Linked DNA regions of Homo sapiens: region 2 is linked to region 1. The links are chromatin loops, found by intact Hi-C in ENCODE. Cell type or tissue: MCF 10A. All regions are shown on one strand. Each heading gives the region's core, and the rest is flanking DNA. Links, peaks and the distances in the headings are about the cores only. Region 1 overlaps LINC02955 (long intergenic non-protein coding RNA 2955). Region 2 overlaps LINC02955 (long intergenic non-protein coding RNA 2955).

What was found. Peaks named below come from ENCODE experiments on the same cell type or tissue, not always from the same donor. Only the 100,000 strongest peaks of a DNase experiment are listed, where the experiment ranks them.
Region 2: a loop joins it to region 1, with 9 times the contacts of the local background. A loop is called at or near these places in 2 of 110 quality-filtered maps.

The regions. Positions count from the first base shown.
Region 1 is chr12:23,081,351-23,089,697 of GRCh38, reverse strand. The region is part of intron 10 of LINC02955 (long intergenic non-protein coding RNA 2955); the gene reads right to left. Among named protein-coding and RNA genes, the nearest start is that of LINC02955, 390 kb to the right of the region's middle. In MCF 10A, for the core only: no CTCF peak of the experiment used is centred there; DNase peaks (open chromatin) are centred at 4,917 and 6,237.
Region 2 is chr12:22,976,018-22,984,364 of GRCh38, reverse strand. All of the region lies in intron 6 of LINC02955 (long intergenic non-protein coding RNA 2955), which reads right to left. Among named protein-coding and RNA genes, the nearest start is that of LINC02955, 280 kb to the right of the region's middle. In MCF 10A, for the core only: a CTCF peak has its summit at 2,468 (motif pointing right); a DNase peak (open chromatin) is centred at 5,184.

The sequences.
Region 1 (8,347 bases), core at 205-8,204:
CATCAGAGAAATGCAAATCAAAACCACAATGAGCTATCATCTCACACCAGTTAGAATGGCTATCATTAAAAAGTCAGAAAACAACAGGTGCTGGAAAGGATGTGGAGAAATAGGAACACTTTTACACTGTTGGTGGGACTGTAAACTAGTTCATCCATTGTGGAAGACAGTGTGGCAATTCCCTAGGGATCTAGAACTAGAAATACCATTTGACCCAGCCATCCCATTACTGGGTACATACCCAAAGGAATATAAATCATGCTGCTATAAAAACACATGCACTCGTATGTTTATTGCAGCACTACTCACAATAGCAAAGACTTGGAACCAACCCAAATGTCCAACAATGATAGACTGGATTAAGAAAATGTGGCACATATACACCATGGAATACTATGCAGCCATAAAAAAGGATGAGTTCATGTCCTTTGTAGGGACATGGATGAAGCTGGAAACCATCATTCTCAGCAAACTATCTCAAGGACAAAAAACCAAACACTGCATGTTCTCACTCACAGGTGGGAATTGAACAATGAGAACACTTGGACAGAGGAAGGGGAATATCACACACCAGGGCCTGTTGTGGGGTGGGGGGGAGGATGGAGGGATAGCATTAGGAGATATACCTAATGTAAATGATGAGTTAATGGGTGCAGCACACCAACATGGCACATGTATACATATGTAACAAACCTGCACATTGTGCACATGTACCCTAGAACTTAAAGTATAATTATAAAAAAAAAAAAAGAAAAAGTTTGGCAGATTATATAAAAAGTTAAACGTAGTATATACTCAAGCCATTCTTCTCTTAGATATTTACCATGAGTAATAAAAGTATATGTTATGTTCACTGCAGCTTCATTTGCAATAGCCCAACACTGGAATCAACTCCAATATAAATGGGTGAATGGGTTAAAAAAAATTGTGGTATATCCATACAGTGGAAGCCTACTCAGCAATAAAAGGAATAAAGTAGAGATACATACTGTATAATAGATGGATCACAAGATAATTTTATGAATGGAGAAATCAAGTAAAATAAAAGACAAACTGTATGATTCTATTTATATAAAATTCAGCAAAGTGCAAACAATGGCTGGTAGGGTGCATAGTCTGTAAGTATGTGCCCCAGAGTAAAGAAGCTTGGGAGGGAGGAATTATAAAGAGGCCTGTGGGAACTTTTGGGAGTGATGGATATGCTCATTATTGTGATTGTGTTGATGTTTTCACAAGTGTATATATGTCAAAACATCAAACTGTATACTTTGAAACATTTATTAGTTACCAATAATGTCTTTTAAAAGCAATTAATTTTTTTTAAAATAGGCCAAATTAATACTCAGGGTAATACAGTCATGTGTCACTTAGTGATCGGGATACATAAGGAATGTGTCCTTAGGCAATTTTTTTCATTATGCAAATATCATAGTGGACTAATACAAACCTAGATGGTATAACCCACAACACACCTAGGCTGTATGGAGTAGCTTACTGCTCCTAGGCTACAAACCTGTACAGCATGTTACTGCACTGAATACTGTAGGCAATTGGAAGAAAAGTCACTAGGCAATAGGAATTTTTCAAGTCCATTATAATCTACTGAGACCACTGTTGTATATGTAATTTGTTGTTGACCAAAACATTGCACATGATTATATTTTCTCAGAAGAGAGCCTTCTGATGTAATAGAAAGTCTTCCATAGTTTGATGGGTTGTCTACAAACACACAGACACACACAAATTAAGCTCTATACTTCAGATTTTTGCATTTTGCTGTATTTAGGTTGCATTTTACTCTATTAAAACCTTTTTTTTAAAGTAATTAAAAGAACTAAAACAGTGAATATGGAGGAGAGAGCCTAGAACCATGACTAACTGTCAGGAGACATAAACAAAGAAAAGAAGAAATTGACAGAGTAGGATATACAAAAAGATGCAAAAACAAATTTTTTAAAAAACAGGAGGAGCAAACCTGGGGAGCAACAGTTGGATTTTACTCCAGCAACGTAAATGAACCCATCATGACCACATGAAAAAGCTGGCACTGTTGTCTATACTCCAGTCATAAGATTACTCCAGGATACATTTTGTTAACTTTTCTTTCACTCTGCATTGCCATGCTTTATTATTTTTTTTAAAATCCCTTCTCCTTTTCTAACTAACTCTTCTGGATTAAACACTAAACTTGTTTTCTTTGGGTTTGGTCCTGTTGCATGGAGTCTATCTCCCCTGCACAGGATTCTGGTCTTTATCTTGCGTGTTCATGCAGTAATACCTATAGAAAGGGTGATCTCTTCCACACAGCTTACCATATTTCTATAAGACACTCCTCAGATGGGATTGGTGTGATCTCTTACCTGCCACTTACTGACCATTGTGTGGGATAGCAGGAGTAACAGGTGAAGGGAAAAGGGAGCAAGAAAGGACAGTACATTAAAAATAAGAAGCAGCTAAAATAGCTGTGAATAAAGGAGTAAGAACATTTGACAACCGGTCATTAGATTTGCCTCAGGGCCTTGGAATAATCTAGAAGAAACCAGGAGCACAAAAGGATAGATTACAAAATATTATGGTAAAATAGGATGATAAGCACAAATATTCAATGCAATTATGTAAGAAACTCATACATTTTGGAAATATTTATAGAGAAAGCAGAATTAGGTGAAGGATTTTTATTTAAACATGTAAAGGTCATGAATAGGAAGAAGAGAATATTTGAGAAGGAGTTAGTATAATTTTTCCTCTAGGTTTCCAGGAAATAAATTAGGAAAAGAAGGGGGTTTATGCCTCATTTCAACCCCACCCAATTTAACTCCCAGCATAAAACTAAGAGAAACAATTTTTGTGTCTTCCAGCTTTGTTTTCACTGTACAAACCTATGGGTGTGTGTGTGTGTGTGTGTGTGTGTGTGTGTGTGTGTGTGTGTGTGTGTTGGAAGGTGTCCAGATAAGCTTTGTTGCCATGAAACTTGAGAAAGAAAGGAGGTGATATGGGCTAGAGATAGCCACGTTGAGGGTGAACAATCTCAAAGCTGCTAGAGAGCAAGTCAATGTTCTGAATATTGAGTACAAAGCAGGTAACAGGGATTTTGTGGTTCAAAGCAATTGACCTCTTAGTTAATACAGAAGAAACCAAGAGCTCAAGGCACATAGTACTGGAAGTTTAGATGCTCACTGAGAGAGGAATCCCCAAAGTGAGCAATATTGTAGCACCTCGATACTCTGCACTCTGACTTCTTTTAAACTTTGTGTTGAGTGGGTCATGCTGAGCCCACAGGTGCATGGGAGGCAATGGCTGCCAAAGGGAGAATAAAGAATCATGGAAAGTTGTTACATTATTTCATATATTTCATTCTTGGTTACCTTCCAATCAAAATTATCAGCTCTTCAAAGATGGATAAAATGATATAATATGATTGAAGGCTTTAAAATTACAAGGTTAAAAAGTCATCACACATTTTAATTGGAGCAGATGTGAAATGCCCTTTTCTAAAGGTAAAAAATTCATATATAAACATCACTCTGATGCCCAAGTCAAAAAGACAACCTAAGATTCCAATCCAAGAATTCTGATTAAGGTTATATATATATATATATATATATATATATATATATATATATACACACACACACACACACACACACACACACACACATATACACACACCTATATGATATCTATAACACATATATATGTGTATATATGTATATCAAGCATGCTGGTGAATCTAGTAATTCCTATACCATAAATTCAAGGCAAGAAGAAAGAAGCTGCAGGAGAGCAAAGAAGACAAGGAAAAGCTATATATTCTAGTTGAGATGGTCTTCAAGGATTCTCTACACCCCAGAAAAAATCTGAATCCCAGTATTTACTCCTTTGTGTAGTCCCCCTCTCCTTGAACCCAGGTTGGCCCTGTGACTCATTTTTGACCAATACAATATGGCAAAAGTAAGCTTCTAATACTGTATTACAAGTCAAGTCTTGTTGATTTGGCTTGAGTCCCCTAAAACTCTAACCTTTGAGATGCTTTCTTTCAGAATCCAGCCACCAAGCCATGTGCATAGTCTGTATGTATGTGCCCCAGTCAACAACTTCATCTAATCTCTCAGATGAAAGCCAGTATCAACTGCAATCCACTTGAATGAACCAGCTCAGAAATTCCAGTCCAATCTTAACTCCCACATAACATCAACATCTAATGTCATGTGGAACACAAGAACTGCCCAGTTGAGTCTAGTTAACGTACAGAATTGTGAGACATAATAAAATCGTTGTTTAAGCCACTAAGGTTTGAAAAATGGTTAATGAAAATGAAAATGATTGCAAGAATAAACAATCAAAATGACTTATCAATTTCTTAATGTGATGATGTACTAGTTAAATATTACTGTGTAACAAATCACCACAAAACTTAGTGATTTTAAAAAGTAAGTTATCAAACTTTTTCTTAAAGGGACAGATAGTAAATATTTTAGACTCTGTGGACCATAAAGTCTCTGTCCCAACTAATCAACTCTGCCATTGTAGGGTGAAAGCAGCCATAGACAATACATAGACAAATGGGTATGGCTGTGTTCCAATAAAACTTTATTTACAAAAACTGGCAGCTGGCTTATGGGCTCATAGTTTGTCAACCTCTCTTTAAAAAAATAAGCATATTATTGCTCACAATTCTATAGGTCAGATGGGTGGTTCTGCTGATTTGAGCCAGTGTTAACTGATCTCAGCTTGGTTCATTCATGCATCTGCCATTAGCTGGCAGGTTAACAGGGGGCTGGCTGGTCTATGATGGCCTCACTTACATCTGGTGTTTTGCTGGCTGCCAGCTGGAGCTATAGGGGTGACTGGGCCACATGTCTCTTATCATTCATCAGGCTAGCCCAGGCTTATTCACATAGTGGTGGCAGAGTTCCAAGAGAATGAGTAAAAGCACACAGACCTTTTGAGGGCTAGACTCAGAATTGGCACATTTTCACTTCTATCCTGTTCTGTGGACCGAGGTATGAGTAAGTCATAAGATCAACCCAAATTCAAGTAATGGGGAAACAGACTCAACCCCTTGATGGAGGAGCTATAAAGTCATCATGCAAAGGGCACGGATATAGGAAGGTGTGAAGAATTGTGGAACTTTGTGCAAATCTTGAGCCTATTAGTATGTGAGTTGAAGAGCTAGCATTCTAAATGGGAGTTGTTCCATTTCATTTTATAAGTAAAGACAAGGAAGCCCAGGTAAAGGAATTGACTCACCCAAGTCATTGTTGTTAGGTCAGCTCTGGAGACGGAAGAATAACTCGCTAATTGTGTCAGGAGGTTGTGGTTTCCTGATTCCTTAGAATGTCCATACGGGAACTTCAGGGTTTCCTAGCACAACTGTAAGAAGTTTCTCTTCTACACACAACCCTTCTCAGATGCTCTCCATACCACAGTCTTCAATTACAGTAAAGAAATATGATGATTAATATTGAGTGTCAACATTATTGGATTGAAGGATGCAAAGTATTGTTCCTGGTTGTGTACCTGTGAGGGTGTTTCCAAAGGAGATTAACATTTGAGTCAGTGGACTGGGAGAGGCAGATCCACTGTCAGTCTGGGTGGGCACCATCTATCTGATCAGCTGGGAGTGCAGCTAGAATAAAGCAGGCAGGAAACAGCGGAAAAGCAGACTTGCTGAGTCTTCTGGCCTCCATCTTTCTCCCCTACTGGATGCTTCCTGTCCTGGAACATCAGACTCCAAGTTCCTCAGCTTTTGGACTCTTGGACTTACACCAGTGCTGTGCAAGGGGCTCTGAAGCCTTCGGCCACAGACTGAAGGCTGTACTGTCAGCTTCCCCCTACTTTTGAGGTTTTGGGACTCAGACTGGTTTCCTTGCTCCTCAGCTTGCAGATGGCCTATCATGGGACTTCACCTTGTGATCATGGTGCACATATATTCTCCTAATAAACTCCTCTTCACATATATATCTATCCTATTACTTTTGCCCCCTTAGAGAACCCTGATACAAGGAACAATGAAGATGATAAATATTTATTATCTACTCAGATCCCTAAGAAAAATTCCTTATATCCAGAAATTCCCTCCTTATTATACTCTAAGAATCTTAATGCCTAACTTAGCATATCTTCAACCTAATACGTCTCCAGACATCTGCATCACTTGGCCACATGCCATAAATACGGAGTGGCCTGGTGATAATAGGTCCAGTGAGAATGACTCTTACTCAAACAGTTAAGCCACAGACTTGCTGTAAACATACTTAGAATGAGGTGGCTACAGGCTACAAATTACTCACCAGCTGCCACAGTTTTGGGCAACATCCCTACTAGTCAGTTCATAACCCACAGGGACTTATGAGAGAATGTTCAAGCTAAAACCTTCCCTCCTATTTTCAATTGCTATGCTGTTGGAAAAACAGTAGAATTATCTTTCCCACCCTGATTTAATGGTTTCTCGTAATGATACTGCCCTGTATTAAGTTCAATCTCCTATTCACCATTTAATAGCTTACAAAAATAAAATTTTCCATCCTGCCTTACCCTATGGACAGTGCTGACTTAAGCCAGAGCATATGTTAAAAGAAGCTCATCCCTGACTCCAGGAACCTAAAATTTGTCCTAAAATGTGATCTATACCCAACTTGGCTGCATTTAATTAAGCTAATAAGTTGTTCTAATGTTTTGTTTATGTTCTTATGGCTCAGAAAACTCTAAAATGCCTTTGTGGCTTACTTGTAAAGTAGCATTCTAGTATTTTTGTCTCTACCTCAAACACCTCTTATGTAATTCAAAACTTTCAAGAGTCAATCCCTAATTCAATATTAGGCACCAAAGCGTCTCCTAAACATAACCTGAAACTAATTCCCATGCCATGCTAATAAACTGAGCTATAAGACTCCAACGTATGTAATTTTCTGAAATTAGACTCCAGTCATTCATCATTTCTTTATGACTTCAATGGTGATGCTCTAGCATCACGATTCACCTTCTGTTCTCTCCACACACAACAACCCACACAGTAATTGCCGAAGCCTATGATTCTACCTTCTTCACTTCTCAGCAACAGTTTTCTTCTTTCCACTACCTTTACCCCTACTTAAATGAACCTCTGGTCTAGGCAATCTCTGCGCCCCTGCTCGTGGCTCTTCTTTATAATAAAATATCTTCTTTCACCATCTACTTCTACCAAAGTCGCACTCACACTGCAATATCACTTGCTTTTGTTTCCCTGACCAAATCTGATTTCTCCATTTATAAAACCTGTATCTTCTTATGCTTCAATTACAATAGAATTATTGTCCATATATTTTGTATGATCATTATTTATATATTTGTTGTAGAATGTCCTCTTTCTCTACAGGAAGCTAATTTTCATCTAACTTAAGGTATGCCTTTAGCATTTTGACATCGACGTTTAACTTTCTAAAGCAAGATCTGTAAGGGGCCCCACTGTAATGCTTCATCCTTTCTGTTGATATAGCAGCAGTTTTACCAAACACAGCAATAAAAGCCTCATGGGGAATTAGAACCCACATTTCCACAATCATGTAGGAAGTGTAAACGCAAAATTGTTAATAGCCTCCCCAGAGTTTAAGCTCTTGTTATGATGCCTTCCATGATTTCACCATGGTTTAAGAGTAATGAAATATCTCAATTCAGATTTGAAAGCACGAAATACAAAATAAGGGTGATTTAGTCATCTCTTTCAAAGCCTGGTTTTGTTAGCTGTACAAGTTTCTTTAATATGTAACCTGATTACAAGACAGCATGAAAATTCATTTCTAAGTTAGGTAGTATTACTATGCATACATTATATAAAAGCATTATATAATGCTTTTAAAGCAACTCTTTGCACAGAAATATCAAGTGCTATATCTATTGTTTTACATCTCTTTTTTTTCTGCAGTGTAAGATAGGACTTTTTTGACCAATTCATTAAATTCTTTAATAAAAATGTTTTATTTGGTCAGCCAAATTACTACACATTTTTCTGAACTTCTGATATCTTTACATGTGCAGAGATGAGAGGCAGGAGAAACTCAGTGGTCTCATAGTATTCTCAAAATAGAAACATTATAATTAGAGTAATTAACTTCTAGAACAGCAATATCTAAACAAAATCCAAACAAAGTTTGTGCACATGCCTTTGGTTACATATTTTTGTGCTTGACAAATGTTTACTTAAAAAAAAAAACTTTGTTCCCAAATAGTGACTAAAATCAAGTGTACAGGTTTGATGTGCATGACATAATTAGGTTTGTTCCATGCCATAGTTGCTTTCATTTATTGAGTGCTTACTCTGGGCCAGTCATCATGATATGCTCTTTCTACATTTATCTCAAAAATTCTA
Region 2 (8,347 bases), core at 329-8,328, 110 kb after region 1:
ATACTCAAACTAGGCAAGCAGCAAATTCCCTGTACCTTTCTGCTTTGCTATGTGAAGTATAACAAATAATTAAACAGATCTAATGTGTGCGTTTATATATCTGATGTTCATAGTTTATAAAGAAAGTGACATTATTTAAAATAAATGCTTGTCACTAAACCAACTTCATACTTCCCGTGCCTATTCTTGCTTCTTATAAAAAATTCACTTGACACTAGCTATTTTTTAAGTACATGGATTAGAGTATTTGACAAAATGTAAGGATATCCACAATAGAAATATTTCCCAGTAATTTACTAATTATATTTAAAACTGAATTACATCCATTTAGTGCTTTTCCTGTCATAGCAGACCAGTGTGCATCGGCAAATTTACTGACATAAAGTCACTGTGATCTTACATAAAGAAACAAGGATGTCAAAAATATCCTACAGTTGCAAATGATAAAATAGGCAATGTCTGGAAATGAGAATGCTATTACCAAAAGTGCCTCATCAGTTACCAGAGGAAGCTGGCAGTATGCAGAATGCAATGACTTCACTGTGATTGACTATGACACATAAAAGCTGTCAGAACCAGCACCTACCCAGGGATTAACCCTTTACTTTTCCAGCAAATTACTGATGGCACCTCTAAGCAGAATGAAGCTTTGCCTTGCATTGATCTGGCTGGATAATCCAGAAGATCTTAGCTGGGACAAGTCTGGAGGAAAAGTAGAAACCAAGTGTTTTATCAAACCCATTTCACATTATCTCTGGGTAATTGGCACAGAGAATGTGCAAAATGGTTTGCCAAATCTGTCTGAGATCGAGGCTTTACCCAAATGATAGACTCCTATTACTCTGAGCTAAACAATAATGTTCCTAAATGTACAGATGTTTAGAAGGATATAATTAAAAATCTGCAAAAAAATTTTCAAACCCCAGTACATTAGAGACATTTTGCTGGGATTTGTATAGGATTTAAAGAAAAATATTTAGTGCCCTGCCTTCAGAAACAAATTTTATACAAGCAAACCAACACTTAAATGTATAATCAAGGAAAGAGAATCATCAGTCAGTTTAGGGTAAGCTATGCTGCCTACACTCTTCAGCTGACTTTTTATAAAAGGCCCTAAGAAAGTGCTTTCCAGACCAGCTAGAGAGAAAAGAGGGTGTGTCAGTCAGCTCTCGCTTTAAAATACATTAAATCCAAGTGGCTTAAAACAACGACCATTCATTATTTCTCATAAGTCTATGTGTTGACCAGGTGCCTGGATCATTTATTTTATTTTTGTCTTTGCTTATAAGTCTGAATTTGAAGCAGGATATTTCCCTGACCCCTTGGAGTGACCCCTGACAGGGGTGCCTCATTTACCCAGCTGCAGCTTTCAACTCCTCCGAGGAGGGAGAGTGTGAGCAAATGAGGCAGGAACTGGAGTGTGTGAATACCCCGGAACCAGCTGGCTGTTTTGGAGCTGGCGGGAGTGAACACTCTACTCACTCAAACCCGCTAGGCTCCGTCCCTCGTGGGAGGGAGCGTGCAGGTGAGCGGGTGCAGGAGCTGGGGCCAGTGCTTTCGGGCGCCGGCAGGAGCAAACTCTGTGTGGGCCCAGTGGCAGCATCTGGGGGTGCCCACAACCCCTGAAACCCCAGAGGGTGTGTTACAGGGCTCTTTTAGTGTTAACATATTTTAAGTGTTAACAGCTCAGTGGGCCCTTTTGTATCCGCATTTGTAGCTCCCGAGCTCTTGTCTGGCGTCTAGGAAAAATTAAGTCACACGAAAAATTGAAGGATGGTAAATGTGGGAGATTTTCTTGCCGATGAAAGTGGCTCTCAGCGAGAAGGGGAGTTGAAAAAGGGATCGGGCGGGAAAGTAGTCTTCCCCTGAAGTCTGGTCATCTCCGGCCAGATTCTTCTCCAAAGTTACACCATCAAGCTGTCCCTCCAAAGTCAAGTCACTTCTCTTCAACGTCCAGCTGCTTCTCTCTGCTGGCTTAGTCTGGGGTCTTTATAGGCACAGAATGGGGGCAGGGTGGGCCATGGGTGGTTTAGAAAAAGGCAACATTTGAGCCGGTAAACAGGGATGTCAGTTCTCACTTTGAGCTGTGGTCTCAGGCTTTTCGGCTTGAGGGCAGGGACCTGGGGACCCACCCCTGTGCGCCTAGAATTTGCCAGGGACCCACCCCTGTGTGCCTAGAATTTCTCTGCTTCCTGACACTATCAAATTGACAGGTCAGCTAAGGACTGATTGGTCTAGGCTAACTCAGTGAACTGGCTGGAATGGCTCAATTCTGTCTCAGGTGGTCTCTCCTCACTCGGCAGGCTATCCCACAGAGAAGGGGTACCATACAGAAAGATGTGTGCAAGGCCTCTTGAAACTTGGGCTTGATACCGGCATAGGGATACATCCACTGTATTCTATTACTAAAGCAAGTCACAAAGTCAGTCCAGATTTAAAGGGTGAGGAAGAGGCTCTGCCTCTTGATGGCAGCAGCTGCAAAGTCAACATTGTAAAATATGTGGAAACAGGGAAGGGGTAAGAACTGGAGTTCTTTTCACAATCTATCACAGTCTGCTCTCTGGCCACAGTTATTCGTATTCTTCCCATATGTTAAATATACCCACTCCCTCATGTCAATGAAACACCTGCTCACTGAGTTGTCTATTAACTTATACTAAGATCACTTTTTAAGCTTACATTCCAAGAAGCATAATAACATCTGGCACAACAAATAAGTTGGTTTAGGAAGAACTCTGCATGCATATGGAGCTAACTATTCATAGCCCCTAAGTTTGATCTGTCAGTGAATAATATTTGCCAAGGAAAAAATAAAGGACGAAAAAGCAACACAACCATGGCCAGCAGTCATAGTCCTGTTTTTTTGTTTTTGTTTTTAAATATATAAGTTTTGGAAGACGATAGAGAATCTATATACGTATACATTCCCAGTCCATCCAGTCCATGGAGGAATCAACAAGCTTCCAGGTAACCTTTTGGGAGTGGCTAGGGAACTAAACTATAAATGATCTTTGCTGATTTGTCCTTTCATGTCACTGAAACACTTGGCAAATAATAAAATTATTTTACAATAGTAATTTAACACAAATTGGAAGATTGTGTTTCAGTCACAGAAGTATAAATGTGGCTAGCTTAAGCAAGTTTAATTTTCTGCCCAAGCATTTGGCCACCCAGAGACATGTAATGAAAAGCAATTGAACTTGCTTCTGTAAAACTATTTACTCCCTTCAGTTGCAGGGTTTATGGACCCATTGTTCAATAGTTCTCTCTTGGATTTCAACACATTCTTGATTGGTTGCTAAGTAAAAATATAAAGAATGCCAAAAAGTATACTAGATATTTGGACAGATTAGTTGATAAAGTACCATAATTATGTAATCAACAATTAAAAGACCAACTTGGACATTTAAAAGGCCAAGAGCCCAAGTTTTTGTTTGTGCTTATCATTCCAGTACGTGCTTGGAAAAATGCACACCAACAAATGTGGGCAGCCAATTTAAATCTTTCAAATTGTGCCACCACTGTATTTTCCCTGTCTAGAATGCACTAAAATGTAATCCATTCTAATGCAATTTAATAAAATATATATCATAGAGGAGAGCTACTACTTATTCCAGGTTTATATGCAAATTTATGGCTGTTGAAAATGAACTTTCAGAAACATTACTGAGAAGGTAGTGAGAGGAGCTACTACGTAAGACATAATTTGTTGGACTCAAAGTTTAGCTATATTAATTCCAAGTCCTAGGAAGTCTCTGGGAAGTAGAATCAACAATCAACAAAACTTTTGTCACACAATATAACAGCTGTGGAAGATTGGCATAGTAATAATCCTTAATGAATGATACCTCCTTCATCTAGACCCTTGTATCATTCCCTCCCACACTGCTTCTGAGCTTGGCCATGGGTCTTGCTTTGGCCGATGGAACATTGGCCAAATGACATAACCAAAGACTTGAAAAGTGCCTGTGCACTAGGGCTTGTTCCCTGGTAATGCAGGCATCACGTGAAAATGCCTGAGTTAGCCTGCTAAAGACAGATGAGAAAAGCTCGGATGAGAAAAGAGGCAGCAACAATTGCTAGGCATGCAGTGAGGCCATTTAGACCATTCAGCTCCAGTTGAGCCGTCAGATGACTGTAGTCACATGAGTGACCCCAGCCAGAGTTACAAAAGAACTGCCCAGCTGTACTTAGCCAATGTGATTAATATATAGAATTGTGAACAAATATAATGGTTGTTGTTTATGTGACTATATTTGGTGTGGTTTGTAACAAAGGAGAGAGAACTGATACAGCAGCAAAGTGTCACGTCCTCCCTTTGTTCTCTTAAGGTCTGATCATGCCTTTGCTCATATCCTGCCAGTTTCTTCAGCTTCCTAGACTGGTTCATCCATCCTCTGTCATGTCTGTCCTTAGTCTCTGAGCTGCTATCAATTCAATTCAATCCAATTCAACATGACTTTTTTGAGCACCCATTCTTTCTTCAGCCTTCTATTAAGTTACTAAAAATAATATCAGTTTCACATTCACTAAATGAGCTTCTATTCTGGGATAGCCCCTTTGTGCAAATATGTGTTGGATAAAACAAGTATTACACAGTTAGGTTATTTGAAAAACAGTTGATTTTTACGAGACTTATAGCCTATCAAGGGAGCTTAATATGAAAGTGAGTGTTGGAGAACAGGATATGCAGTGAGTGCACGAATGCATAACTGAGGGTGGTGGGACTGAGAGAAGGATGGTTGGAAGGAAAATGAAGAATCTGCAAGACAGCCATGGGAAACAATCAATAGCGACAAATGTCATTCCTTTGCTTTATGTCTCCAGAAGTCCTCCTTCCTGACCTCTCTTCTTTATACCTTCTTTTTCTTCAAAGCGCGTTCTAAATATCATGCAGCTTTGGCATAAATAGAAAAGTGTGTAAAATATATTAATTTTTAAAAAAATGCTCACAAGAAAAAGCACAGTAGTCCACTGGCATCTCCCCTACCGTAGTGTTTATATCCTCATTAGCCACAAAATCTGGTTGAAAGTGCAACAAAAATAAAGTGGTGGGTGAGGATGAGACACATGGCTGGACATGCTTTCAACAGCAGGCATCTGGCCAGCCACGTCAACAAATGTGGTCCACATGGCACAGAGTAGTGTGGTAGGAATGGGCCATGTAGTAAAGAGAGGAGAAAGAGCCAGTCCTCTCCCAATGTACAGGCTGCCCCCAAACAGATACCCTTCTACTTAGTCAGCACCACCACATTACTCAATTCCAGGCGGACTCACCTGGAACTTTGCCATGTGGCAGCTCTATTCTGCCTTAGGAATGAAAATTTAAACATGTTTCTTATATTTTATGCCTATCTCTTTGCTTGACTGGCCATGTCTATCTAGTAACTATGCAGAAAGATGCTGCTTCTAGGTAGAACCTAACTTACATTGGGTCTTGGACCACAGCACAATAATTTGGGATGACAGAGGGCATTGCCATTTTGGAGATGGGGCAACAGAAACATGCCACCAAATTTTATTGGGCTTCTATATATCTAGGCAAGGAGAGCCACAATCACCAAAATCAATGCAGGCCATGGTTAGATTGTCTCAGCACAGCAAATGAAGGACACTTTGTTTAGAAATTCTCAAGTGAAATGAAAAAAAATTTACAATTCAAAACACAGTATCTTAATCACATTTATTTTCTCTTTTTTTCTTTTTCTTTCTTTTTTCTTTTTTTCTTTTTTTAATTTATTTTTATTTTTTTGAGATAGGGTATCCCTCTATCGCCCAGGCTGGAGCACACTGGTGGGCTCACTGCAGCCTCAACCTCCTAGGCTCAAGCGACCCTCCCACCTCAGCCTCCTGAGTAGCTTTTGGCAGAAAAGTATGAAGATATTCCCAAGTAGTTCTTCCTTTATGCAAGAATAAACAAGAAGTAATTTTATTCAAGAAAATTTATGAATCGAATGATAAATCAAAATCTATAATGAACTCTACCACTATGCTGTGTCTAAAAGAAAACTAAACCCACATGTGTTTATGAACCAAAATTATGTCAAAAATCACTTTAATTTAAAAATGGTTTACCTTCCCTAATTTCATTTTTTATTTGCTATACTTCACCTTTCTCTTTAACTCCATTGTTACAGTGAAGATTTTCTAGTAATACTTTGCATACATTTTGCCCGTTATAGTTAGGCAAACGATTTATGAAGTATTTTCTTATTTAATAGACACAGACCTGTTAGGACCCGTTAGATATTCAACACATTTTTCGGAGGAGGAAACTGAGAGTTGGTCCATTTCATTGATTTGGCCACACCCATGGGGAAAACGGTGGGCATGGGTCCCTGTCCAGGCTAGATTCCTGCTCTTCCTTTTGCACCATGCCTCTGCCCTGGAAAAATCACCAGGTTTTTCCCCAGCCTGGTGATAGGACTGCTTCATGTAACAGAAGCAGACAATGTTTGCCCACAGGTATTGTCTTTAGAGGTTATCTTTTCATTTGCTCAAGTTCTATTTGTGTTGTTTCTACTATTTGTACTTACTGCAGTCTGTTTCTCCATCTTATAAATAAGTTGTATTTGAAATGCTCAGGTATGGAGACCTTTGTAAGAGAAAGACCTTTGTGGCTTATGTCAAACTTGACATGTAAACCGTTGTGGAATATCTTTTCACTTTAGTATTTTATGATTTTTCTGGAAATTGAATAAATCAGCAATTCTAGTGTCTAAAAGAAATATGTGAAGAGAATGTGCTTTTTATCATTATAACTGTATCCAAAATTCCCAGAATGGAAACTTGAAAATTACCTTAAAACATAGTTTGGGATTACATATTTGAATTACTTTTTTAAAATGTCCTATTTTAAAAGAAATTAACATATTTAAAAGAAAAAATTCCTATAAAGTTCTCTTTATATTTAAAAATACATTTTTTCCATAAAACTAGTGGTTTTTATAGGTCATCACAGTATTAAATAAAAATAGTTGGGCAATAGTAAAAGTCTAAATTATCAAAGAATTTGGATTAAAAGATCAAAACAACATTTCTACACTTAAAGAAATTATTTTCCTTTAAGAAAGTTTTTGCTTACCTATTCATAATATGGAATTAAAGTATATATTTCTTATCCAACATACAATTATATGTGTTAGAATGATTAAGTATGTTATATCTAATATAACTATTAAGTATTCTCCTTGTACTCTTTGTTATCCTTTAGAGATTTTAAATCCATAGTAATATTTAAATCACAAAATCAAGCTAAAGATGTAACATGAAGATATTTTCATATACAAACTTGATTTGGATTATGTCACTTAAGCCCTATTTAATACTAATATGTGACATTCTCATAGTACTTTATCACTTACAAAGTACTCTTTTTTTAAAAAAGCTCGTTTTTAATTTAAAATCAAAACAAATATTTAATTCCAAATTATTATTTTTTCTTCTTGGTGAAAAAATGTACACAGAAACATTTGAACTGTCTTCAGCAGAGGTGACAGCTAAATGAAGACAGCAGAGAAAAGAAATGAAAACGAAAACAGAGATCATAAAAGAAAGAAAGAATACTTTTAAAAGATGGAGAAATAAGGAAAGAGGTTTAATGTAAACGTGATACAGTCATGTTGATTTAACTCATACATAAGTACACCAGGCAAAAAAAATGGCCACATAAATGTGCTGGGTAAACTTTAAGAATCCAGAAAGGAGCCATTCATTGCTCTGTAACCTCAGCGGCAAGCTAAAATTATTTCCTAAATAACAGATTTCCAGTCTTGCTGAATTATTGTGTAACTGAGGGGCAATAACTTTAACCTAATCTCTCCCTTGGCTATCTGTAAAATGAACAACATGAACCAGATCCAGGTAATCTTAGATGCCATTTTCAGAAAATTCAATCTTGGAAACTTTTCTATGGAAAATCGAGCCACCCAACAATTCAGGTTTTGGGAGTTTTAATTAACAAAGTGGTTAACATCTAAAGAACAAGAGAAAATAGTATGTTAATTTAGAAGTTTAAAGAGCATATGTTATTTTCTTTTTCAGGCCCCATTATCATGAAGAGGTAAGTTAAGTTTGGCCAGATATTTTTGAGAACTGCTATTGCTAGAAAAGTTTAACTCAGATGTCACATAAAAGTTTCTCTTGTGAAATACTGAGATTTCCAAATAATGCTTACATTTTCTAACAAAGTCATAAGTCAATTTTAAAATTTGCTTGTCTCTTAACTGGAGCAAGGAGTGGAAAATGACAAATTCATATTGCTTCTTATATGCATTCATTCATACATGTGCTTAGTAAGTATTTTACCTAACTCAGTTATGTAGATTTGGCCAATGGAGCTTGTTTC